3 separate regions of the Homo sapiens genome follow, and all the other regions are linked to region 3. Evidence: chromatin loops called from intact Hi-C (ENCODE). Cell type or tissue: mammary epithelial cell. All regions are shown on one strand.

The links. Hi-C counts contacts between places; a loop is a spot of excess contacts. Peaks named below come from ENCODE experiments on the same cell type or tissue, not always from the same donor. Only the 100,000 strongest peaks of a DNase experiment are listed, where the experiment ranks them.
Region 1: it touches region 3 in a loop (7-fold over the local background); 6 of 110 quality-filtered maps call a loop at or near these places.
Region 2: a loop joins it to region 3, with 8 times the contacts of the local background. A loop is called at or near these places in 2 of 110 quality-filtered maps.

The regions. Positions count from the first base shown.
Region 1 is chr14:51,329,959-51,337,958 of GRCh38, forward strand. It overlaps LINC00640 (long intergenic non-protein coding RNA 640), which reads left to right and starts at 3,435. Exons shown (of 5, transcript NR_038358.1): 1 at 3,435-3,606. LOC124900595 (a long non-coding RNA gene) reads right to left here. Exons shown (of 3, transcript XR_943854.3): 2 at 6,125-6,231; 3 at 3,441-3,512. In mammary epithelial cell, no CTCF peak of the experiment used is centred here; DNase peaks (open chromatin) are centred at 4,183 and 7,763; H3K27ac peaks cover 3,125 bases.
Region 2 is chr14:51,485,546-51,493,545 of GRCh38, forward strand. All of the region lies in intron 2 of FRMD6-AS2 (FRMD6 antisense RNA 2), which reads right to left. It also overlaps a transcript of FRMD6 not described here. Among named protein-coding and RNA genes, the nearest start is that of LINC02310, 92 kb to the left of the region's middle. In mammary epithelial cell, no CTCF peak of the experiment used is centred here; DNase peaks (open chromatin) are centred at 3,456 and 4,906; H3K4me3 peaks cover 3,669 bases; H3K27ac peaks cover 4,080 bases.
Region 3 is chr14:51,390,847-51,398,846 of GRCh38, forward strand. It overlaps LINC02310 (long intergenic non-protein coding RNA 2310), which reads right to left and starts at 6,289. Exons shown (of 4, transcript NR_146549.1): 1 at 6,154-6,289; 2 at 2,614-2,763; 3 at 2,122-2,203; 4 at 1,283-1,485. It also overlaps a transcript of FRMD6 not described here. RefSeq lists enhancers at 4,276-4,776, 4,777-5,277, 4,938-6,137. In mammary epithelial cell, a CTCF peak has its summit at 4,578; DNase peaks (open chromatin) are centred at 4,725, 5,565 and 5,695; H3K4me3 peaks cover 143 bases; H3K27ac peaks cover 4,761 bases.

The DNA of each region.
Region 1 (8,000 bases), 61 kb before region 3:
TTATGGCATAATAAAATGAGGTTCAGAAGAGTTACATAAAGTGACAAGAAGCTGGTGGTAGCTGAGCTAGGATTTGAACCCAGATCTATCCTACCTCAAAGCCTAAGTGCCTAACCAGTCTGCTGGAGACTCAATCTGGAGTCCATGCCCCTGTCACCCCTAGATTTTATGTGACCTTTTGTACATGTGTTTTTCTGGGAAGCGGGATCCTGGTCTATATCAGATTTTCAAAGGGCTACGATCCCACAAAGCTAAGAACACTGTACTTAACTATTAGAGTTGGTGGATCAGTTAGGATGCTCTTGGTTGCAAACAAAGCAGAACTGAACTCAAACTGGCTGTGTCAGTGTTCACGCACAGTTTAATCAGGATTCCTGCTCTGTTTCTCTGTAACAGTCCTGGCTTCATCCTCCTAGTGTGTAGGCTTTGTCCTCAGGCTTCCCTTATTGATAGCAAAATGCCTGCAACAGTTCTGGGTCCAATGTCTGCACACACAGGTCCAAAAGAAGAGCCAAAAGAAGGTCCAAAGGAAGAACATTTCTCTCCTCTCTACTGTCCAACAAAACTTGTGGGCTTCATTCTTGGCCATGGGGCCAAGTAAGATCCTGTGCCCCTGTCTTGAGCAGTCATGGGAACTGGGGGACGCCGTGCAAGGGTTGGCTGCAGCATGTATTCCTTGTGTATTCCTGAATCAATCACAGTCTTAATGAGGATAAGATTACATTGAGTGCCTTAGGCCACTGCAGCGGGGAGTAGGGTCATTTTTACCTCACTGACATGGCTGATTCCTAATGGTCAGGGGAGAGGTGAAGTGGATGATGGGCAGGCATCCAGCAATACCCAAAATAGTTAGTATTCTTCCTGTGGCAACTCAAAGATTTTGCAACAATCTCCATATCTTAATGGGACAAGATGAAAGCAAATTCAGCTTCTAGGAGGAAACTTTTTGGCATTTCATTGTTCTCTTTGATTTGAAGAGTTTAATATGCTGCCTTTTCTCATCCCCAATCAGAGTCTATTTAGTGAGGCAAGATGTCCCTACCAATGAAGAGATATTTCCTTTAGATGCAGTTCTAATTAGAACTGCCGCTTCTGAGAAACACTTTCATGGCCTGAGTTACAAACTCCTCTGGAATATTTTCCTCTTGTTTAAGAATGCATAGTCTCAGAATCCAAGGGTGGCTGGGAAGAGGAAGAGCAATTGAAAATGAGAATGTGAAAGAAGACAGAAGTCTTTTTTATGAGAACTTAAGCAGAGTGATGACTGCATGTGTCTGAAAATATAATTATCCTCTTTTGTTTGCTTGATAGAGTTTTGATAGATAGAATCTTGACAGCTCTGTTATGAAATGTTAAAATGTAATTTAGGTTAAAAATCTTAATTATCTTAAATTATAGTCTGAAGTCATGTTCTAGACTTTGATCCTTTTATCATGTGTGACACAGCAGAGGCTGCAGGTGCAGCTAATCCAGCTGCTGTGTTTGCATAAAAGTGAAAAAAGTGGTTGATTGGCTCACTGGACACCCTTGGAGGGGATATATGTGTGCGTAGAAGGAAACCAGTGGGATTTGCCTTCTGCCCGGCAATCCCTAGATGATGCTCTTAACTTTAGAGCAGAGGAGCATTGTGGGTACTTATATTCATTAGAGAATAAAGCCCAAGCTCCTTAGTGCAACATTCAGGCCCTTAAGGACATGGTCGTAAACTACCCTTTCAGGATCAGGGAGACATATGTGCAGTGAAGAGGGTGTGGGCTTCAGAGTCAGACACTAGTCTCCTACCTCCCCCCACTGACTTGCTAAGCAAACTAGGATTTGCTATTTAAGATCTCTAAGCTTCAGTTTCTTCTGTTTACCGTATATGCAAAGAAGACACACTGACCTTCCTTGTGGGGTTGAATCACCGCATCACTCCTCTGTACTCTCCCAGATCTCTGCTTCCTCTCTCTTCCTCTCTCCCTTTCTTACATTGTTATTTTTCTTTCATGTGGCCTCTCTCTCTCTTTCTCTCTCTCCCCCGCCAATCAAGGAGATGGAATGTTCATTAGGGACATGGACTGCATGTCCTCCCCTCCCTTTATCCCCTAGTCTTAGTACAGCAATTGGTCACATGATTAAGTGCTAGATACAACTTTGCTAAAATGAGTGCTCAACAACATCCTTCGTCATCCATTTGACCTTCTTAGCAAATGTCAATTAAAAAATGAAATACCGAAGTGAGTCAGAAGGAGAGAGGGCTGGTTGAGATGAGACAGCTTTGTATAGTGGGTGCTGGAGTTTGACCCAATGGGTTTAAGTTCTGGCTAAATGATGACCTTGGGCAAGTTACCATTCTGTGCTCAGTTTCCTCTGTAAGATGGGGATGACAATAGACCCTCTTTAGAGGGTTGCTATGAGAAAAAAATGAGATAATAAAAAATATACTTAGGAGAATGAGTACTTAATTAACATGACCTATTATTGTTCCCCCAGAAGATTAGTTCTGCCAGGTAAGAACTCGACTGTACACTCATGAAATTTGAGGCAAGTCTTATTCTTTCATGAGATGAAAACTGAGCAAGAGCAGAGAAATCCTTTTATGTCTTTCTCCTCACTTTGTTCAACGTGGGGAACAAGATATGTAGGACTATAGGATGTTTCCTGTAGACAACCTGAGCATTACTGAGGGAGAGAGGGAGTGTGTGAATCTTGTGCCCTGGCCTGACCACACGGCTGCCTATTTCACCATGTCAGGGGGCTGCCAGCCTCTGAGGCATTGTCCCTTTTGACATCTTCAGAAGCCACCCATCATGAAGACTAAATTCTACATCTGTCTTCTCTAGAAAACAGAGTAAAAAATCAACATATATTAGGCACTTATTGCATACCTATTATGACATAGACAATCTCATTTAATTCTCACAATAATCTCCTAAATTAGTTGCTACCATTATCTCAACCTCACAGAGGAGGAGACTGAAGAACAAAGCAGTCAAGTACACTGCCCAGGGTGTACTGGTTAGAAGTGGTAGAGGCAGAATTCGCATCCACCCCTGGCCCTGCTGCCTCCTCTGCTCATGATATCTGTGCCCCAGGGTTCCAGATGGGACCATGCATCCACGACACCCACAAGGCTGTCCATTCCTACATGGTGCTCTTCTGTTCTGACCTCCTAGTGAATGGTGATAAAGGTTAATGACTATTTGGACTTTAATGTGTGTGCCTATTGTTTCAAAGGGAGAATCATGATTTAAAAGAGGCTTAGGAAGACTTCATGAATTTAGTTGTCAGAAATATGACTCTCCCAAGGCTTGGGGTGAGTTGAAAGAGACCTCAACACAAGCCCATTAGCTTGATGCAATGTCCTGCTTAGGGCTTGCAAGAGTCCAGTGTAAAGGCAAATGAAAGACCCAGGTGCAAAAATGGGTGGGCATGTGTTTCCTTTCTTCCATCAGATGGGGCGTCCTTACTCCCAGTCTTTCCAGATGTTCTTCCCACTCCTCAACTGCTCCTGGCTCAGAAACCCTGCACACCTGGAAGAAAGTGAGAACCAGTTTTTCAACAAACACATTGCACAGACTTATTGTGAACCCCGGGTGGAATCAAGCATCGGAGGAAGAGAACGTGGTAAGTTTTATCACTCTACAGAGCACTTGAACTCTGCCTTCTTAGAAGAAATACCAGTGTTCTGGGGTATCTCTTGTGCCCAGGAAGCTCATGGGAGCATTCATTGCCTCAGTTAGGGGAAATCTCCAGAGAATATTTCTCTCATTTGAAGTAGAGATTCTAACTCATGCTTAGAGGATCATTTATACAAGATTCTTTTGGGAGCCTGGTTGTTTAACATCTGCTTTAGGGCAGGAGTATTTTTCTAAAAAAATACTTTATTTCTTTCTTATTAACAGTTGTCTACCCTACAAAGTTCCCGTGTGCAAACAGGATGGGTCTTAATTAGGCTGCAGAAGTTGTTGTGGAAATCCATTTGGCCTCAGGCCTCTGTATATGGCATGCTAAGACACAGAGAAGAATTACTCAGCCTGGGTGCCAGCTGAGATGCTCTACCCAGCTCTGCCCTGCCTTTTTGGAAGCTTTCTCTGTTTCCTTACTTTTGACATGTGGGGTTGTGAATTTGAGAGCTTCCTGAGATGTCAGCCATGAGAAGCCATATCTGTGTAATGCTACCTATGTAGTCTTCCAGACTTGAAAATAATCAGACGTATAAGTATTTGAAAGGCCAAACAAGGAAAACTATGAGCCAAAGAAAGACTGAAACAAGATGTGACAAGTCTCATGTAAATTGTTCATAATTCTGTTCTGATTCATAGTGGAGTTAAAATAACCTGTAAGCCCAACACTGCAGCTGGTTAACAGAGCACTGGTGTGTTTGTTTCCTCCAGTGAGGGCAGGCCAAGTGGAGGCCTGTGGGTGGGAGATCCCTGCAGATAAAAATGACTCTTCAAGGCCAAGTGGCCTGTTGGCTGAGGGTCTCAAAGATTTGGTAATCAGAGTTGGAGTATAACCAAAGAAGAGGCTGAGGAAAATCTGGATAGACCTTTCTGGGGGTGGTGGCCCCTTCTTTGCCTTTGCCCCACCCATTGCAGATTGTCTCTGGGAAAGCAAGTTCCCACAGCCCCGTTTTTTCTTCAGAGTAGGATTGACAAACTATCTACTTTAAGATTACCTAGACCACTTATTAAAATGCACACTTCAGGCCCTATTCCACGAAATCAGGAACTTTGTCCGTGCAGCTGAGAAATCTACTCTTCTAGAAAATACCCCAGATGACTCTCGGTATTAAAAGCTTGAAAACCACTGCCAAAGCCTAATAGGCAAATACTTTCTTGGACTCCAGCATAATCTAAGTTTTTCTTTAATTCAGGGAGAGAAGGATCTGTTATGATCCAGATGGGACATAAATGGGCAAGAATTTGATGCATCCCAGCACAGTTACTCAGTGTTTCAAAAAACGAATTAGCAAGTGTTTAAGCACTTTTATCATAGGAGAGGAGCTCAATAATGTTTGTTTTGCTTGTTAATTTGTTATAATGTCACCAGGGAGAGACACTCAGGCCATGTGGCAGGTTCTTGCCCTCAAAGAACTTCCGCTCTGTAAAATCCTGTGAAGTAACATATAATTAAGTACTAAATTACCTGGTAGGAAAGTTAAATGTTAGGTAAAAACCAAAGCCTGGCATAATCAGGAGAAGCTTCATGGAGGAGATGGGACGTAAGCTGAATTGTGAAGAATTGTTAGTTGTGGGGACCTTGAGAAAGAGGAGAGGAAGTTGCCGGCAAGAGGAAAATGATGTCCAGAGGCCTCAGGTGGGAGTGGGCTTGGGAGCTGGTGCTGCACCGGGAAGAGCAAGGTAGCTAGTGTAGAGGGATGATGGGAACTGGGAAAGGTAGGCTAGATTGCGCAGGACCTTAGAAACCAGGCAGAGAAATTCAGGCAAGAAAAGGGAGCTCCTGAAGCTATTGAAAGCCATGGGGTAGCAAGGATCCCACTGTTCCACAGTCAGTCCCCTCAGGGCCAGAGGAGTGCCCAATGCTGAGTGCCACTCGCTGCTAGTAGGGAAAGTGCTGAGACATCAGACACATCTGGGGAGATTCAGTGTTGGAGATGGGTGGCCAGGGGCAGATGGGGCAACAGAGGGCAGGCAATTCTGGGGCTGCTGGGCCCTGGCTGGCAGGAGAAAGGGGCAGCAAGTCAGCCCGGGGTGGCTGGAGTCAGATACAGAGTTGAGTCAAGGTCATGGGCTGTGGAATCTACAGTGGAGAGGGCCAGAGCTTCATAAGCAGGGCAGGAGGCCAAAGCAGACACTGAAGCTAGCAAGTAAGGAAAGACTTGGCACTGTGGAGTCTGAGGAATTAGTCTGATTATCTGTGGTGAAACGAGGCTCATGGGATATGCTCTTTGGAAATTCCAATAAAAAATCTGTGCTGGGCATTAAAGGACCATCTCCCATTGCATGGACAAGGAGCTGTGGGTTATACTCAGGATTGGTTTCCCCACATGGCAGGCTAGCCTGGCCATTCTACAGTCTGCCCAGAGCTGCAGCGTAAAGAGGCATTAGACGGTACATATTGTTGATTTCCAGGAAGTTACACTGCCCTACTTTAAGGTGATGCTCATTAGTCTGCAAACCTGGATGCTGAAGAAATCCATGTCATAGAAGGACAGAAGTCTTGTATCCTGTGCCAACTCTCATTGTTTGGTGGTGATTGCCTGGAGTGCTGGGGCTAGTCTGGGTTCTGCAGGAAAAAAGGTACTGATTGGTTAATGATATGTGCCATGGATGTGTGTGTGCGTGGAGTGGGAGGAGGTAAGTGAATGAGTGAATGATGGCACCAGTACCACCTATTTACTATGTCTGATTTGATCCCAACCTCCTGATCTCACAGGTGAAGAAATGGAAGCCCATAGATATTAAAAGTGTTATAGTGGTCACAGGACTCAGGGGTAGATCTGGGAGAGAGGCTGAGACTCCTGGTCTAGTGTTTTTTTTTCCTTTGGATCACAAAGCCTTCCAACCCTTCCACTCACCATGGGGCTGTCACACTGACTTCATTTTCCCAGTCCCACCCTTGGCTTCTGCTAGACTTTGCATTAGGAACTTGGCCACAGAACTAATTTGCACAATGGCCAAACTTGTTTCACATGTGATCAGGACTCTTGGGGGGAAGGATTCTAGGAAAAGAAATTGCAGATTGATTCAGAATTCCTGAGAGCTGGAAAATGCCATTAGGTAAGGGGATGGCAAGAGTTGACTGAGAGAGAGAGAGGGAGGAAGATTACTGTGGAAAGGTATCATGAGGGAAGCAGCAGTAGATTGTCACTACTTTTACAGAATTGAAGATGCACAAATTGAAGTTGGAGATTGTGGCTGCCCAAAGTGCAGAGTGGGCACATTGTGGGGAGGAGACAGCCTGATGGTTATTGAACAGTGTTGGGAGAGGTAACGTGCGGTTTTGGAAGGCATGTGGACAGTGGGGTCACCCAAAGCCCAGCTCTGCTGAAACAAAGTAGGCCCACAATAAATGTTAGCCAAAAAAGCCAGCTGTGCTTTCAGCATTTCATCCTCCCAACTCCACCTTGAGAGTGGATATGATTAGCCCAATCTATACCAAAATAGAAAGTGGCTGGGGTCTCAGAATGGCTAATGAACTCATCCAGGTATGCAAGTGGCTGATCATGTTACAGATTCCAAATCCCATTCTCTTTTCCCTGGTAGTGAGAATGTCTCCTGAGCATACCTGCTATTTAAGAGAATGAAAAGAGTTTTCTCTTTCTGCTTATTACCTTGCTCTTGGATGGAAAACAACCAGCTTCTAGTCTATGGGACAGGAATCTAACTTTATTCCAAATTCCTAGAGTAGAAATTAGCTCTGTGTGTTGTTCTTGAGTTGTATGCATGTTTTATTGAGGAATTAACTTCATAACAAAAGAGTATGATTGGAACTTTTATAATTGCACCTGTTACTTCTATTATTGAACTTCTCTCCCTCCCCTGTTTTATTGCTAAAAGAATCAGTGATAAATTATTTGTTTGGAGAAATGTGCAGCCTGCTGAGTCCAGACTGCCCTCATATGCTTTTGGTATCTAGACACATAAACTGTTGTTATTTGAATCTGTTTAAAGGAACTTCCAGCACATGCCCAGGCAGGGCCTCAGGGTGGGCGGAGCTCAGGTGGACTGCTGTCTCCATCAGGCTAATCACAGGGCAACGTGGCTCCCATCTTACTGCTAGCTTCAGAAATTAAACCTACACTTCCGGGGCCTGGTTGAAAACCACTGACTCTTCTGCCAAGCAGGAGCTGTGCCCTCAGGGACCATCTGCAGAGGTAGTGTGGCCAATTATGGGCATTCAAAGCAAGCCAACTGGTTTAAGCCATCTTTCGCTGCCAGTGTTGGCTGCTGGCAACAAAGCCAGAATCTGGAGGATGCTGGAGGAAGAGTCATCCCTGAGGTCTCTCTTCAGTCTCACAACTGCACTGTCTCTAATTTAATGTAGTCTGAGAG
Region 2 (8,000 bases), 95 kb after region 3:
CACCATTCCTGTTTGAGGAACAGTACCTGTGACCATCTCTTCATCCCATCTCACTCCCTAACTCAATCCAAATTTCTAATTTCTGCATTTGAAATTTCTGCATTTCTGTTCAATATGTGATCCTCTAGGGTATATCGTAGTCACGCCATCCTTTGTTTGGTGGTGATCACATGTGTGGTTACAGAATCATGGGCATGGCTCGGTTGAAGATTATATATGCTGGATATATGTCTTCATATTTTATTTATATGGCTGTATTTTTCTACCTAAGCGAAAAACCTTTTCAACAGGTTAACTTTCCCGAGGTGAGGAAGTCCAAGCCCAGAGCATTTTAACAACAGGTGACATTTAGCAGGCACACTGCAGTCAAGCTGAGGGATGGCCAGGGAACTGCCTCAGAATCCCAGACCTGATTGTTGCCAGACTTCCCCTTGAAGTTCCAACCATACTTGCAAGTTTGCAAGTTGGATCACTTCCTTTTCTTTTTTTTTTTTTTTTAATTGTTTTGAGATGGAGTCTCGCACTGTCACCCAGGCTGGAGTGCAGTGGCGCGATTTCGGCTCACTGCAAGCTCCGCCTCCCGGGTTCACGTCATTCTCCTGCCTCAGCCTCCCGAGTAGCTGGGACTACAGGCGCCCGCCACCATGCCCGGCTAATTTTTTGTATTTTTAGTAGAGACGGGGTTTCACCGTGTTAGCCAGGATGGTCTCCATCTACTGACCTGTTGATCCGCCCTCCTCGGCCTCCCAAAGTGCTGGGATTACAGGCATGATCCACCATGCCCGGCCTGCAAGTTGGATCACTTTCTTTGTGGGAGTCTGATGGACTGAGGAGGGCTATCTAACTATTAAGCATTAGCAGTATGCAGTATGGTGCAGCAGTTCTGTATCAAGAATTCCTGTGTAGAGTTTTTATGTGCATTCAATGCATTGATGGTTTCATTTATTGACTTTGCAGGCATTTATGAAGTTCTTACTGTATACCTGTTATCATAACTGGCACTGAAAACATAGAAAAAATAAAAGACCAGAATAGTTCCCAAAGGAATCAAATTTCATACTTGTATCTTCGTGGACACTGATACAATGCTAATCTCTTTCCTGGTCAGTCCAGAGCTTTGCTGATCTATAGACTCAATCACAAGATGCCTATTTCAAGTTGAAAGTGGATGAGAAATTCTGGTTGTGGGTATGCTTGTCCTTATGTGGAAGATGCCAGTCATTCTCTCTTTTGTCATTTAACCTATGTTGTCATATCCCTAACGATCTCTGACCTTGCAGCCCTTAAAAAGAATGATGCAATGCTATATATGCTAGGCATGGAAAGATGTCCTAGATACAATATTCAGTGAAAAAAGCAAGTTTCAGGATAGTATATAGGGTATAAAACCGTTTTTTTTTTTTTGTTTTTGAAGTACTGGAGAAATGTTGTTCTGGGACCAGCAGCATGAGCATTACCTGGGAACTTGTTGGAAATGCAAATGCTTAGGCCTCACCCCAGACCTACTGCATCAGAAACTCTCAGTATGGGTTTGGGAATCATGAACATGACCCCCAGGTGGTCCCAATGAATGCTCAAGTTGAAGACCTGCTGCTCTAGCGTGTACAGTGTCCCAGTATTGTTTGTTACTGTATATAGTATCCTAAGGTCTAGTGTGGGTTTGTCACAGCTTTATAACTGGCTTATAGTTACAGTCCCTGTAAATGAATTGCTTGTTATAAAGAATTTTGATTACATTATTTTTGGTTTATTGTATTTGTATATACATTTCCTTTACAAAATCAGTAAAATACAAAATCAACAAATTATAGGTACTGGAAAAAATGCTGCTGACTATATGAAAACAATCTCTAGATGGCTGTACATTAAGCCAGTGCTTTTCAGACTCTGATTTACATACAGATCACTTGGGGGATCTTGTGAAAATGCAAGACTGGATTAAGGCCTGAGGTCCTGCATTTCCAACCAGCTCCAGGTCAGTGCTGCTGTTCTATGGGTCACATTTTGAATAGCAAGCCACTAAAATGTTATCCATAGTTATTGTTGGAAGGTCAAATGGTGGGGAGTTATGCTTTGTACATTTCACCTTTGCGCATTATTTTTTAAAAATATTTTTTACAAATAACTATATTCAGAGAAAGGATGAAAGATTTTTAAAGTCTTTCACCAGAATTTGCCTTACTTTGACATCTCTCTGCTATGCAGGCTTAGCCTTGAAACACATTTCCAAGAGTGAAGCAAAAGGAAACTCATTTATTGGCCCTAGAAATCCCCCCACTGATACTGTAGAAATGAATGTTAAAAAGCAGTGGTGATAGGTATAGAGGGAAGTAGGAAGAAATTCATATTAGCTGGAATTTTTTTAGTGCCAGTATTAGAAATCTAACTGAAATGGGCTTAAGGAGATAAAGGACATTTTTAAGAAATCTGAGGGAAATGCTTGCTTTCGTCATGGCTGAATGAAGTGTTCAAACGATGTAGTAACGAGATCTGCTTTCTTCTGCAGTGGCTTTATCTTCAGGCAGTTCCTCTTTCCCTAGGGTGGCCACCAGCAGCCCTAGGCTCTGCTTCTATGATTAGAAACCACAGCAGAATGAGAACCTCCCTTCCCAGCAAAAATTCCAGGGACGACTCCCATTGGCAGGAGCCCGTCTCTGAAATTTTCGCAGTAATTTTGATTGGCTAGACTTGGCCACAGGCCCACTTCTGAAGAAGTCTGGGGGTGGTGTCAACAACATCCACGACAGCTGAGAGGAAGGGGTGATTCCCCAAAGGAAAATCAAAGTTTTGATACAAAAACAAGATGGAATAGATGTAAAACTGAGAGATGGTGTTCTGTTATTGTGCCAGTCTTCCAGCCCAATCCTTTCATTTTGCTTATTTGGAAATCAGTTTAAGGGATTTATTCAAGGTCACATGGGTAGTCAACAGCAGAGCAAGACTTAACAACTTCTGCCCTATTTCTACATCCTCTCTACTGTAGTACTACCACCTTCTTGGAAACTAGGAATGAATCAAACATGGAGCTTCTATAATGCTTGCCTTATCTTTGAAATGTCTTCTTAAATACTGTATTTCATGATATTGAATTTAAAGGAACTCTAATTGCACATCTCTCATCTTTGACTCTCCTACATTGACTGCCTGGAGTAAGAAAGCCACATTCTTTCTGTGATAGTAATCCTTGCTACTCCTTTCCTCTTTGGGGAAACAAGTCAAAGCTTGACAAAGTGTAGCTGCTGATCTATTTGAACGAAGTTCGATCCCTAACCAGTGATCCCATGAATGAGGTGGATGCCCTATGGATGGAGAAGCTCACACCGGCCTCTGCTTTTTTTGTGGTATATTTTATCCCGAGAGCTTGATTAATAATCTAGACTGGGTCCTCCCTTTGGGTGGGTATGTTGCCCTCCCAATTTTCCCAGGCACAGCAATATCTCTGCAGACAGGTACGGGCATGCATCAGAAATCTGGAGGCTCGCCCAAAAAGTTATGTCTGCTGTTTGTGAAGGGGCAATGTAGCAATTATATGAGTAATGCAGTGGCAGATCTTCTATGAGAAATTAAAACTGGAGAAAGAGGGCTTTCCTCCTTGAAGGAAGGGTGTTGGGTGAACTAACACTATTTTCTCCTGCCCTTTCCCCCAATCTCAATCCCTTTCTCTCCAAACATTCTTCCTTGAGCACCCCACTCTGGCACTCAAAAAGCCATGGGAATGGGAAAGAAGTGGCTGGAAGTAAACAGCCTGCTTACTCACAGCAACTGAAAATTTTGTTTCGACGATTCTGGTTCCAGGGGCAGGAGCTGAAGATTAATGCCTGGAGTCTGCCCCATTCTGAGAGCAGCAGCCTGGCTCCTGGTGGCTCCAGCAGCAGGTAGGAAAAAAATGTTTGTTCTTACCCTTTTTTATGAAATATAATCTGAAGACAAATTTAATGTTAAATTCCTGTACAATGGGCACAGTAGAATCATCGAAGGGTTTAAATAATTTGATTTGTCTGCAAACCAGCCCAAACTGCTGAGGGAGTTGGTTCTGCTGCTGAAGTTGATCTGTCTCATGATTTATTCTTTAGGGAAGGGGGTACCTTGGGTTGTCCAATGTAACAGCCACTGCTGTCAGGGCTAGGAAGAAACTCACATCTTCATGACTTGACAGTGCCTGTGCTTTCTGTACTTTTGCTTACAGTGTGTGTGTTTATGTACGTGTCCTGTACTCTAGACACACACTTGCCTTGGTAAGAACACTCTCAAAAACACAGATGATAACCTGACCAGAAGACCGGTCCCTTTGATGCACCGTTTTATTCTAAATGTTTCAAGAGCCCAACAATGACTTCTTGTAAGACACCATCATAAGTTTTTAAAAAGGAAGTTATTAAGAGTCTGGGAAACATTAAGTAGGTGTCGGTTACATTAGTATCAGTTACATGCTTACCCTCTGGGTTGGAAAAGGAGACATTTACATATTTGGGGTTCCTGCACTTCTTTTATGAGGGGTATAACTTAGCAAAACTAGACAAGAAACTGTACAATGAATACAATGAGCTGTTACAGAGTTTGTCATAACCAGATCCCAAGTGTTGTAAAAGTAAAATATGATGCATGTGTGATAGAAGGAAGTGATAAAGGGAATATGGAGAAGAACAAAGTGGAGTTTTATGAGAATTTCTAGGTCTACTTTTAAAAAACAGACTAAGTTTGTGAGTCAGTAACTAGGCAATCAGTTCTCAGAGAAGCTACTTATGAACTGTGTCATCACATTACTTTTAAGATGACCAAATATTGAGGCTATCTGTTGTTTGCCATTGTGAGTGTGTGCTTGTGTTTCTGCATGTGTATTTATGACAGAGAGAGAGAGACAGAATATGAGGGAGGGAGAGAGGAGAAACTCTCATATATTGGCTTACAGACAAATGCTGGGTCATTTAAAAATGCATCTCTGTAACCACTTGTTCTGGAAACATTAATCACCACCTTCTGTGTTTTGGGCACCGTGCTGGGTCCTGGCTGTATACGTGTGTATAGTGTGTGGGGCACAGTGCTAGGTCCTGGACGATATATGTGTGTATTTTGTGTGTGTGTGTGTGTGTATAAAATGCGAAATTTCTTCTTTAGTAACCTTTACCTACCTCTTATTCGTGTTGCCAACAAAAAGACAACCGCAGAGTTTTAGTGCAGTTACCGTAGCAGAATTCTTAAGGTGGCCCAGTTACCGAAACTGCTTGTGTACTGACCTACTATAAAAATATGTATTGTCTATATATACTTGGGAATGACACCCTGTTGAAAATAAATACTGTGTTCCTCTCAGTACTGGGCTCAAGCTTCCTTAAAATCCAGTTCTCCAAGGCCAAGAATAGTGAGAGCACTGCTATGAGATTTGGACCCTGTTTGTGATCCCTGAGTTCCCTGGGCAAGGGCCCTGGTTCTTGACTAAGGGCAGGCTCTAAGGCAGGGACCAAATACCTTCTCTGCCCTGCCCTCTCCCCAAAACCCTGGGAATGAAGTTGAATGGGGAGTGGGGTGGGTGGAGCCCCTTCCCCTTTGGAAGACTCTTCCCTGGGTGTCTCCAAGGGAAGCTTCTTTTCTCTTTTGCATCGTTCTGAATGCCCTAGGCCCTCAACAAACATTCTTGAACTTCCTTGCATGTTAGCATGGGGCCCTCACCTGCCCTAAGAGGCTAACTCCTTAGCTGGACTGAGGCAGGCCCACAGGCAAGGTTGATAGATGTAAAGGTCACCTCAGTACCAGCACATGCGCTTCCTTTTCACTGCTTCCTTACAGCTGCTTCTTCTCTTGGTTGCTATAAATAACATCCTTCCCCACTCTGGAAAATGTCTGAGTTTTTCATTGATGGTTCCCCAGCTCCTCACATCTCCTAGTTCTGGTGAAATATGCTGCCATGGGGGAAATGACAAAGCAGAGGAAGAAATCAGCAGCAATATCAGTAACAGCACCCAGAATTTGCTGAGCGCCAGCTATGTGCCAGGTACTGTGCCAAAGGCTTTATATACCTGATCTAATTTATTCTTTACAACAACCCTATGAAGTAAGGACTACTGGTATCCCCATTTCATAGAAACAAACAAACAAAACAAAACAAAAAAATTTAAAAAATGAAACCAAAATGGACGCTTAGCCTTTTCTCTGCTGCTGGGGGATTCAAATCTAAGTGCCCGACTCCAAAGCATTCGACCACAGCCTGTGATGACAGTGAAAATCAAATTGATCTTGAAAGTTGGCCAGGAGAAGACAGTACAGCTCTGTGAGGCGGACACTTAGGCAGAATCCCTTCTGGCCCTCTTAGCTCCCCTGTTCTTCCATGGAGGCTCTGGAAAGGTCTGCTGGAAACCACCAGGGAGACCAAAGGACTTCCTCTGCTGCCTGTGAGTTGTCTCTCCAAGTGTCCTGTCGTGCCTCCCTTTGAGGTCTGGCAGCTGACATTTATCTTGGTCTTTGTTTACAAACAAGGGCTGTGCATCTTGTTCTTTCCTTGCTGTTCAGGGCTGACTCTAACTCTGCAGGAACATATGTTTGACTTCCACTATGCTGCTGTTTCCGGAGACAGAGTCCTGCTTTAAGAGGAGTCAGGAAGTGTCCACACTTGTTCTTTTCCTTTCCTTGAGTTTCAGCTAATATATTCCCCAGAACCTACCTAGAACCAAGAGTTCTCCTCTTGGGATGGACTCCTAGTACCTGTTTGAAACTACTCTCAGGTAGAGTTTGGGAAATCTCTAACCTGTTTGCCTGTGGTCCTACAATTAACCAGTCTTGTGATAGCTCATTCCCAAGCTGTCACAACTGTCACAACTCTAACCTGTTCCTGTGTGTATCTATAGGCAAATCTTCTGTAATGTGGATCTTGTCTCACAAGACTAGGGATGCCAGAGGAGGGCCAAGGTCAGCCTCCTTAGCACCGAGACCATTGGATGACTCTGGTTAACTTGAGCAGCATACCGAGACCTATCCCCTTAAACGTCTTAGAAACTATTTTTATTGTATAACTTGGTAATGAATCAGTCAAGTATCACCTTCTTTGATGTTTGGTCTTAAGTTGCTTATTTTCATTTTCAAAGAGTTTCTCTCATTTTGAATTTTTAAAAAAAGAGAATAAAAGAATTGCAGATTTGAAACAACAGAAAGGAAGAAGACTAATATTAATTGAACAGGTAGTGTGTACCCAGTGTTTTACTATCCTCTTTACATGTGATACACCATTTAATCATGACAGAACCTGGCAAAGTAGAAAGACCCATTTTACAGTTGAAGACATTAAGGTTTAGTAAAAGTTCAGTACTAGGTGTGATGGAGGCGGCATGTAAATGGGGGTTGTAATTTGAAGCTCAAGTTGTTTCCCTTATTCCATGCTGCGTCCACCATGGCGCCTGGATTACAAACTCCTTCCCAGTGGACAGGGTGTGCTCAGATGGTTCATCTCATTTAATCTTCACAATCCTGGGATATAGGTACATGACACTGATTCAGCAGATGGGGAAACTGAGACTCAGAAGATGCTGCTGGGTTTATTTAAAACCACTTCCTATTATGGCTTTAAAAAGTTTCCTCCTCATCTCAAAGACAGCTGACTTCCTGGGAAAATGGTGTTTACATGAAAAAATTTAATCTCCCAGATCCTAATCAACAATCATCTATTTGTATCACTTTAGATTTTTCAAAACCTTGATCTTAGCAATATGTGTTTACTACTTTGTTCTACTTCATTTCTAACACAATTTTATTTCATAGACACAGGCTGATATGGTTTGGCTGTGTCCCCACCCAAATCTTGAATTGTAGCTCCCATAATTCCCATAATACATGTCGTAGGAGGGACTCAGTGGGAGGTAATTGAATCATGAGGGTGGGTATTTCCTGTGCCGTTCTTGTGATAGTGAATAAGTCTCACGAGATCTGATGGTTTTATAAAGGGGAGTTCCCCTGCACATGCTCTCTCTCTTCCCTGCTGCCATGTCAGATGTGATTTTGCTCTTCCTTTGCCT
Region 3 (8,000 bases):
GTAGAAATACTGTATGATCCACCAATTAACCTTTTGGGTATATACCCAAAAGAGTTGAAAGCAGGGTCTCAAAGAGATGTTTGTACACCCATATTCATAGCAGCATTTTTCACAGTAGCCAAAACGTGGATGCAACCCAAGCGTCCATTGAGGGATGAGTGAGTAAACAATATGTGGCATCTACATATGATGAAATATTATTCACCCTCAAAACAAAGGTAATTCTGACATATGCTACAACATGGATGAAGCTTGAAGACATTATGCTCTGCGAAATAAGCCAGCCACAAAAGAACACATATTATATGATTCTCTTTATATGAAATGTCTAGAGTAGTGAAATTTATAAAGACAGAAAATAGAATGGTGGTTTCCAGGGCCTGGGGAAAGATGGGACTGGGGAGTTATTGTTTAATGGAGGCAGAATTTCAGTTTGGGAAGATGAAAAGATTCTGGAGATGGATAGTGGTAGTGGCCGTATAACAATAGGAATGTACTTAGTACCACTGAACTGTAGGCCTAAAAATGGTTAAGATGGTAAATTTTATGCTACGTGTATTTTACCCCAATACAATTTTTAAAAAGATAAAAAATAATAAAACTGTTTGAAAGTCTTGCTTTGTTTCTTGCTGGTTGGAAAAATCCTTGTTATAATCCTAGCACCCAAGTTTTGTAATATTGTTTTAGGCCCAGCTATTGAAATTGGTTTTCTTGAGCATTTTTAAGAGAGAATTAAGGTAAGGACTAGACCCACTTAATTTTATTCAAATAAGGAAGTGGAAGAGACATGGGTGTCTACTTCTAGATACCAATAAAACTTTAGAATAAGTTGGCCCTAAGTAAAGCTTTGTTGTGTCTCTGTCTTGGAGATATAAAAATGAATCTAGAAAAGCAAATGACACCAGATGTTTCTCTCAAATTGGTTGGTATCAAACACCATAGATTTACCTCAGAATGTGGACTCATTCTGAGAGCTGAGAGCTAAATGTGAAGCACCTTAGATATACATGCACACACACACACACGAACACACACATGCACACACATGCATGCACACACACACACACACGAGACCCACACACTATGTAATTAGAAAACTGTGTTCCATTTTATAACCATAACCAGTCTTCATCAGCTATTTGCACATCAGAACCACTCAGTGGAGATTTGCCTGTTCGGTGCCTGATCTTGATGTTTTCTAGTCCTAATATTTCCAGCAATGGGCCAAGTGGAGGTGCCAGATAATAGCAGAATCAGAACTTCAAATACCTGTTTTGACCAGAGATACCTAAAAGGCACAAATCCTTCTGTTTCTTCATAGGTCTGCTCAGAGGGCTGTGCCCAAGCAGTCAGTGAGGCTCCTGGGATGTTTCTGGCTTCCCATACATGAGAGGCGTCCTGATACTAGCAATGAACCGAGTCCTGGAGTCTGGAAAAGCACTTTATATCCTCAGTGATCAGGTGAGAAATGGCCAATTGATGGTGCTGGAAGGTGAAAATGTTTAATTATTTCCATGACGGTTTATATCAATATTTAACAGAAATATGCCATGGCTCATTCGATGTGAAGTGCATGGTAAAATGATGGATTTTTTTTTTCTTTTTAACTATCTAATAGTCTATGAATTTCCCCCCAGGAAAGAACTGTCCAGCCTAGCACTTAGCACAGTGTCTTGGCAGCAAGTAAGCACAGAGCTGATTGCTTGAAGGAATGCATGCTCTGTCCAAAGCCTCATCAATTATCACCTAATAAATGTAATAATTTTTGTGATGAAGACTCTTAAGTTCTGATGTTGGCAGAGAATATATTTCTAGAGTAAATCTCAGGATATTCCTTCAGAGTAACGTGAGGTCCAACCCATCTATGCTTTTCTGCTCTCCTGGCATCCAGTGAGATGTTCCCCTGGGGTGTGGAAATCTAGGTTTCCTGGATATGGGAAGGTTTGGAGGGGACACTGCAAGGAAGATCATTGGAGAAGGGTGGAAGGGGCCACTCCAGAGGCCTGAGATCATGGCTAAGGGTGGTCCTGGAAAATGTTCCTCTTATCAATCATGGTAGCTATTACAGGGATGGATATTTGGTGGAAGAAAAAGAAAGCGAGTGAAGAAACTTGTGTTTACCTCTTCTATGTGACTCAGAAGTTGATCCATAATTGACATCTGCGAAAAAGAGAAGCAAAGCACCTCCTCCTTTCAGGACCACCTTGAGAAAAAAAAAAAAGAGGTGTTTTTAGCTTCCTCTTCACCTTTTGTCTTTTGTATATAGTCTAGCCTTTTCATTGTATAGATGAGGAAACTGAGGATCAGGATGGCAAAGTGACTTCTCAAAATTATCTAATCAGTGCAGGGCTGGAGCTAAAATCCAGGGCTCCCAACTCTGCAGACCAGCATTGTTTTTATGACTTTCCCCTCTGTCTTCTACCTAGTCCTCTTTTCTCAGAGCCTCCTCTCCTAGCCCCTCACTATTATCATAACTACAATTTATGGAGTGCTCACTACGTCTTAGGCACTGTACACTTTCCATGTATTTTGTTTAATCCTAGCAGCTTTATAAGGTCGATATTATGATAATCCCCACATCATGGATGAGCCTGTTGAGGTTTAGTAGCTTACCTGGGGTTCCATCACTGGTGGTGATTCATGAATGAGCCTGTCGAGGTTTAGTAGCTTACTTCGGGTTCCATCACTGGTGGTGATTCCAAAGCCCATGGCCCAGCATTCCCACAGAAGACTTGATTTGTTTGTAGTCTCTATTCCTCAAGACTAGGAAAGTTACAGGGCTCATTTTTTTTCCCTACTATCAATAATTCATGTTCAAGTGTAAATAGCCTGTGAATTATTTTGCTAGGGCTGCCATAGCAAGGTACCACAGACTGGGCAGCTTAAATAACATAAATTTATTTTCTAATAATCCTGGAGGCTAGAAGTCTAAGATCAAGGAGTCCCCAGGATTGTTCTCCTCCAAGGCTCCTGTCCTTGCTTTGTGGATGGCTGTCTTCTTCCAGTGTCTTCACACGGTCTTCCCTGTGAACAGGTCTGTGTCTCAATTTCCTCTTATAAGGAGACCCATCATATTGGATTAGGGCCCATCCCAGTGACCTCATTTTAACCTAATTACCTCTATAAAGACCCTGTCTCCAGATACAGTCACATTCGGAGCTACTGGGGGTTAGGACTTCCATGAATTTTAGGGGGACACAATTCAGTCTACAACAGCCTGATATGTTGCCCCTGGCAAGAGTATTTTTATTTTGAAAGAAGTTTCTTAGGTACAAAAACGCATAAGTCCAAAGGAATAACCTACAGTAGGTGTTCCAAACACCAGACTAATGTAGTACGTACTCTGTTAAAGGGAGGTGGGAAGAATACAGGTTTTACCTTTACTTTCTACAATATTGGCCAATTCTGACTCTCAGATCATATGTGTGAATTCTCAGGTCATTTTCAGAGGCTTGGATTATAGGAAGAAAACAAACTGGTGGTGCCTATTCATCAAACCTCCGTTGACACCTCACATTTCTAATAGTCATCCCTTTTGGAAAAATCTGTAATTCTCACGATTTAATGTAATTAACAGCTATTTTCAAATTTCAGAGGTGCCTTGGGTGAATTCCCAGGGTCAATGAATGACACAGCCCCAGAGCCATTTATTGTTAGCTTGGGAGCTATTTGCTTGGCGTGCAAATAATTCCCTGGCTCCTGACTGAAGAGAGGCCAATTTCTCTTTCTCAGGAAGGCCCTCAAGTTCTGTTTATAAATCCTCTTTTGTCATAAAATCCAGACACAGAGAGCCTGCTGTTGCACTCTGGCTACTTCCTGTAGTGAAGTAAAATCAGGGATAGGATGCAGGGACAGTTGATGCAACTGGACGTCTAAGCCCTGCCCACCTAGGACCCCCGGAATCAGGAGTCAATAAGGAAATGAGGAAGAGGCACTGCAGGCTGCAGAGGATGGGACCTCCTGGGATCCTCCTTTCCTGAGGGACATGGGGCTTACACAGGGGCTCTATTGTTCATAAAAAGATGAGGTGCCAGACTCCTGTCCTGAGAAAGAGGAGAAGCCTCTCCCCCTCCCTTGCTTCCTGTACTCTCCCTCTTCTCTAGTCACCTTGGCATTTGAACTTGTTGTTCAGGTCAAGCAAGTTGGTGCAGATGGCAGATTATTTTATCTGACATGTCCAACCTGTGTCAAAAACGTGTCTGTTTGGTCACATAAATGCTGCCTGATGTTGCCCTTCCCCTCATCCCCACCTCCTACTGTTCCCAAAGCCCTGGCTTTATTTTCTCTTGAAGAATAGCTGGATCAAAGTTATTACCTCTGATTTAAACCCATCCATAGGATGGCAAAACACTAAAAATGAAATCCCAACTCTTCTGCTAATTTGCCATGACCTGTGTGAGTAGTCTGACCTCGCTAAGCCTTAATATTCTTCCCTTTGTAAAATCATCTCTGAGTTCCCTTCTGACTCTCTGTGACTCTAATAAGAAAGGAACAAAAAATCTCACTACTGCCCAGCAAGCTGAAGGGCTTGTGAGAGCGAGCCACGCTGTCTTTGACTCTGAGGGGCACTGCTGGGCTGCCTCCTTCCACCTCTTAGGGTGGGTGAGGAGGCAGAGGCACTGCATGCCATGTGCTCCCAGCCTCCCTCCCAGAGAATCCCCTGTGGGACAAGTCTGGGCTTCACCCTGAGTGCTCCTGAAAGCAGGTCAGAGCCTGAGAGTGCAGGCGGGTGCGAGGGAGGGGAGGCTCCACACATTTGTTTTTGATCCTCAGAACACGCCAGATGGACTTAGGATAACTTGGGATCTGTAAGTGAACATTCTTGTCAGGAGGCCAAAAAGGACAGCGCCAGGCCCTTCTGGGCTACATTGTGCCTAAGGGTGATGCTCCCTCTCCCAGGCTCGGAGGCCGAGGGCCTGCTCTTTGTTGCGAGGGGAGGCAGCTGTGGTGCAGAAAGCTACAGTGTTTGTATTTCCTACTTTTGTTTCTAGCTCTTAGGCACCTTGGCTAGCAAAGAATCCATCCAATCTCCCCTTCCTTCTTTCCCTTCCTTCCTGCCTTTTCTCTTTCTCTCTTCCAAAAAGGCATGTATTTTCTCTTTTCAAAGCCATAACAAAAAGGGATTTATTTTCTCTTTTCAAAGCCGTAACAAAAATGTTTATTGTTGTTTCTAAATAAAAGGGTGAAACCACAGTGAAAAAATGTAGTTCCTGCTTCATATAACATCCTTTCTCCAAAATAGTGATCTGTCTCACACTCCAAGACCCAGTAACTTTTGTTAGGTCGTCAACAACTGTTTAATACACATTATTCAGAAAGCCTGGGAAGATAAAGATTTTCATGTTATAGATTTTCCCATATACTTGAGAAATACATTCCACGGCCTAGAAATTTGTTAAGCATGTATGTGCAGTCACAAATGTACTACTAGTTTGTAAATAACACGAATATTTGTTCATGGAGGTGGAAGGGATATTTCACATGATTCATAACCATCTGGTTATAGAGCAGGAAATGAGGTGTTTGGCAAATATTCTGGGTTTTTTTTTTTTGCCAGCGAATTATTTTTTTCCCCAAAGAAGTTAAACATGTGCTCCATGGCCTACGACCTGCAAGAGGTCTTGTACTGTTTATCGTGATAATCTGTGGGCTCCTGGTGCCTGTGCTGCCACGGAGCTGTACAGCCACGGAACGCAGCTGCCTGAAGTTAATGATTCAGGAGTCACCATCTGTGCTGAGTTCTGTCTCTTTGGCACATACCACACAGACACGTCCAGAGGTGAAGGCAGTACTTACACTCACAGATTAACATTCCTGCTCATCGGAACAACTTTCCAAGGAGAAGGCCCAGTTTTCTGAATATTAAAACTTTAGGTGAGTCATTAGAATCTCATGTTTGGGGAGTCTGTAGGCCAAATTAGTCAGCCAGACAGTGTGACAAGCTGGACATGAATATATGTAACTGGACGAGCTACAGGGGCCTTACTAATCAATTAGCCAGAACAACCTCCTTTTTTATATGTGGATCCAATTTTCCAGTTCAGTTTTGCAGAAGGGGCTATTCTGTATCCCTGTGGTTAGGGCTAAATGTTAAGGCACACCATGCGAGGGGCAGGGAGGATTTATCCCTTGCTATAAGTGTTCTTAACTTACCCTGTGTGAATTCTCTCCTAGAAGTGGGTAGGTTGGGGTCCTGGAGACCTGGGCAGGGAAGATCTGTTCCTTGAGTTTGGTCAGTGAGGAGCAGAGAAGGATCTCAGAGGTGGTATCTGATCTGCAAGAGGAGACTGGAACATAGATCCACGCTGCCTGCCTAGTGAGCTGTCATCATAGAAGACTTGGGCAGAGAGGCTGAGTCTATATATATACATCAGGAAGGAAACTGAGGCAGAAAGAGAGCATTCCAAACAGAGGCCAGGACGCATGCCCAGTCTGGAGGGAGTGCTCCTTCACAGGGCACAGCTGCAAGCCCTTTACATAAGGTATTTGTGGCTTCTGCCATAGGTGGAGAAGAAAAGGTTAAGATCAATAAGTTTGCTCAGACACCTTCCCTTTGACACCACACTATGGTAGGCAGGTACATACCTAGAGCTTGAGACAAGAGATGTGAAGTTTTCAGAGATTTGGAAACACTTGCAAAGTATATGTGTGTGTGAGTAGCAAAGATGATTTGTGGGAGAGAAAAACAACTTTTACCTACTAATCTTTTTTGCTTTTCTTCAAAAGTTAGGGGCATAAGTGTGTTGTACTTTGTACCTGCTTTGTTAATAAATTGGTTGTGTTTGATACAAAGGTTGAACACCTGTAATCTCAAACTCCAAAATCTAAAATCCTCCAAAATCTGAATGTTTTGAGCACTGACATCGCGCCACATGTAGAAAATTCCACACCTCACCTCGTGTGATGAGTTGCGGTCAAAACACAGTCAAAAGTTTGTTTCGTGCTTAAGATTATTTAAAATATTGTATAAAATTATCTTTAGGCAATGTTTATAAGGTGTATATGAAACATAAATGAATTTTTTGTTCAGACTTAGGTCCCATCCCTGATATATCTCAAGGTATATAGTCAAATATTCGAAAACCCAAAAGTATCCAAAATCTGAAACACTTCTGGTCCCAAGCATTTCAGATAACGGGTATTCAACTTGAATTTAAAAGTGTGAAGTCCTTGAAAAAAAGTTTAGAAACATAGACAACAATTTTTTTGGTCTCTAGAACCAAAAGGGGGAAATGTCTTAGGAGAAAGTTGTTATACATATTTACTTGGATATACAAAAAAATTATAAAAGTGAAGATTTTCCTCTCAGCATTAGAGCTGGTTAAGTGCATATTTTGAAACTAGTCATTTAATGCTTTGGTCTATTTCCTTGCTTCTGACATAGAGATATTGGTACTTAGGTTTAAATTACAAGGGCCGTTCTGAGAATCACTGCACCTCCCCACCCACGATCCCCTCCCGTGAACACATAGAGGAGGCTGTATTCATTTCGGTGCACATGTTCCCAAGGTAGAAGTCATGGTCTTCAGACAAGGCAAAGCCAATTTTCTTTAGCTCTATTCTTGGTGGTAAAATGCTCTTAGCAACTTACTCAAGAACAATAGCTATGCAATTTTTCAAAGAACTTTCTCTCATCATCTATATAAGAAAAATATGTCATTGTCACAAACAATGTTAATTAAATAGCCAATATTTATAAGCTGAGCAAATTGCATTTTTTTTTTGCATATTTCACCATCTCACTAGAAATTCTTAGATTATGAAAAGTACACTAATAAGAAGTCTCTAACAACCAGGCTTTTGGAACAAAGAAATAATGATAAACCTAATTTCCTACTTTCATTCAAAAAATTACACCCTGATATGCTAATAATCCTCTCTGAAGACAGCAGGTAAACTAGAAAATTGGGAAAAAGAGTCTCAACCAGGGACAATAGATTCCATAATTTTTTCACTGGTCTCCAGGTTTTCCCGACTCCAAATTATCCTATCCACCATCA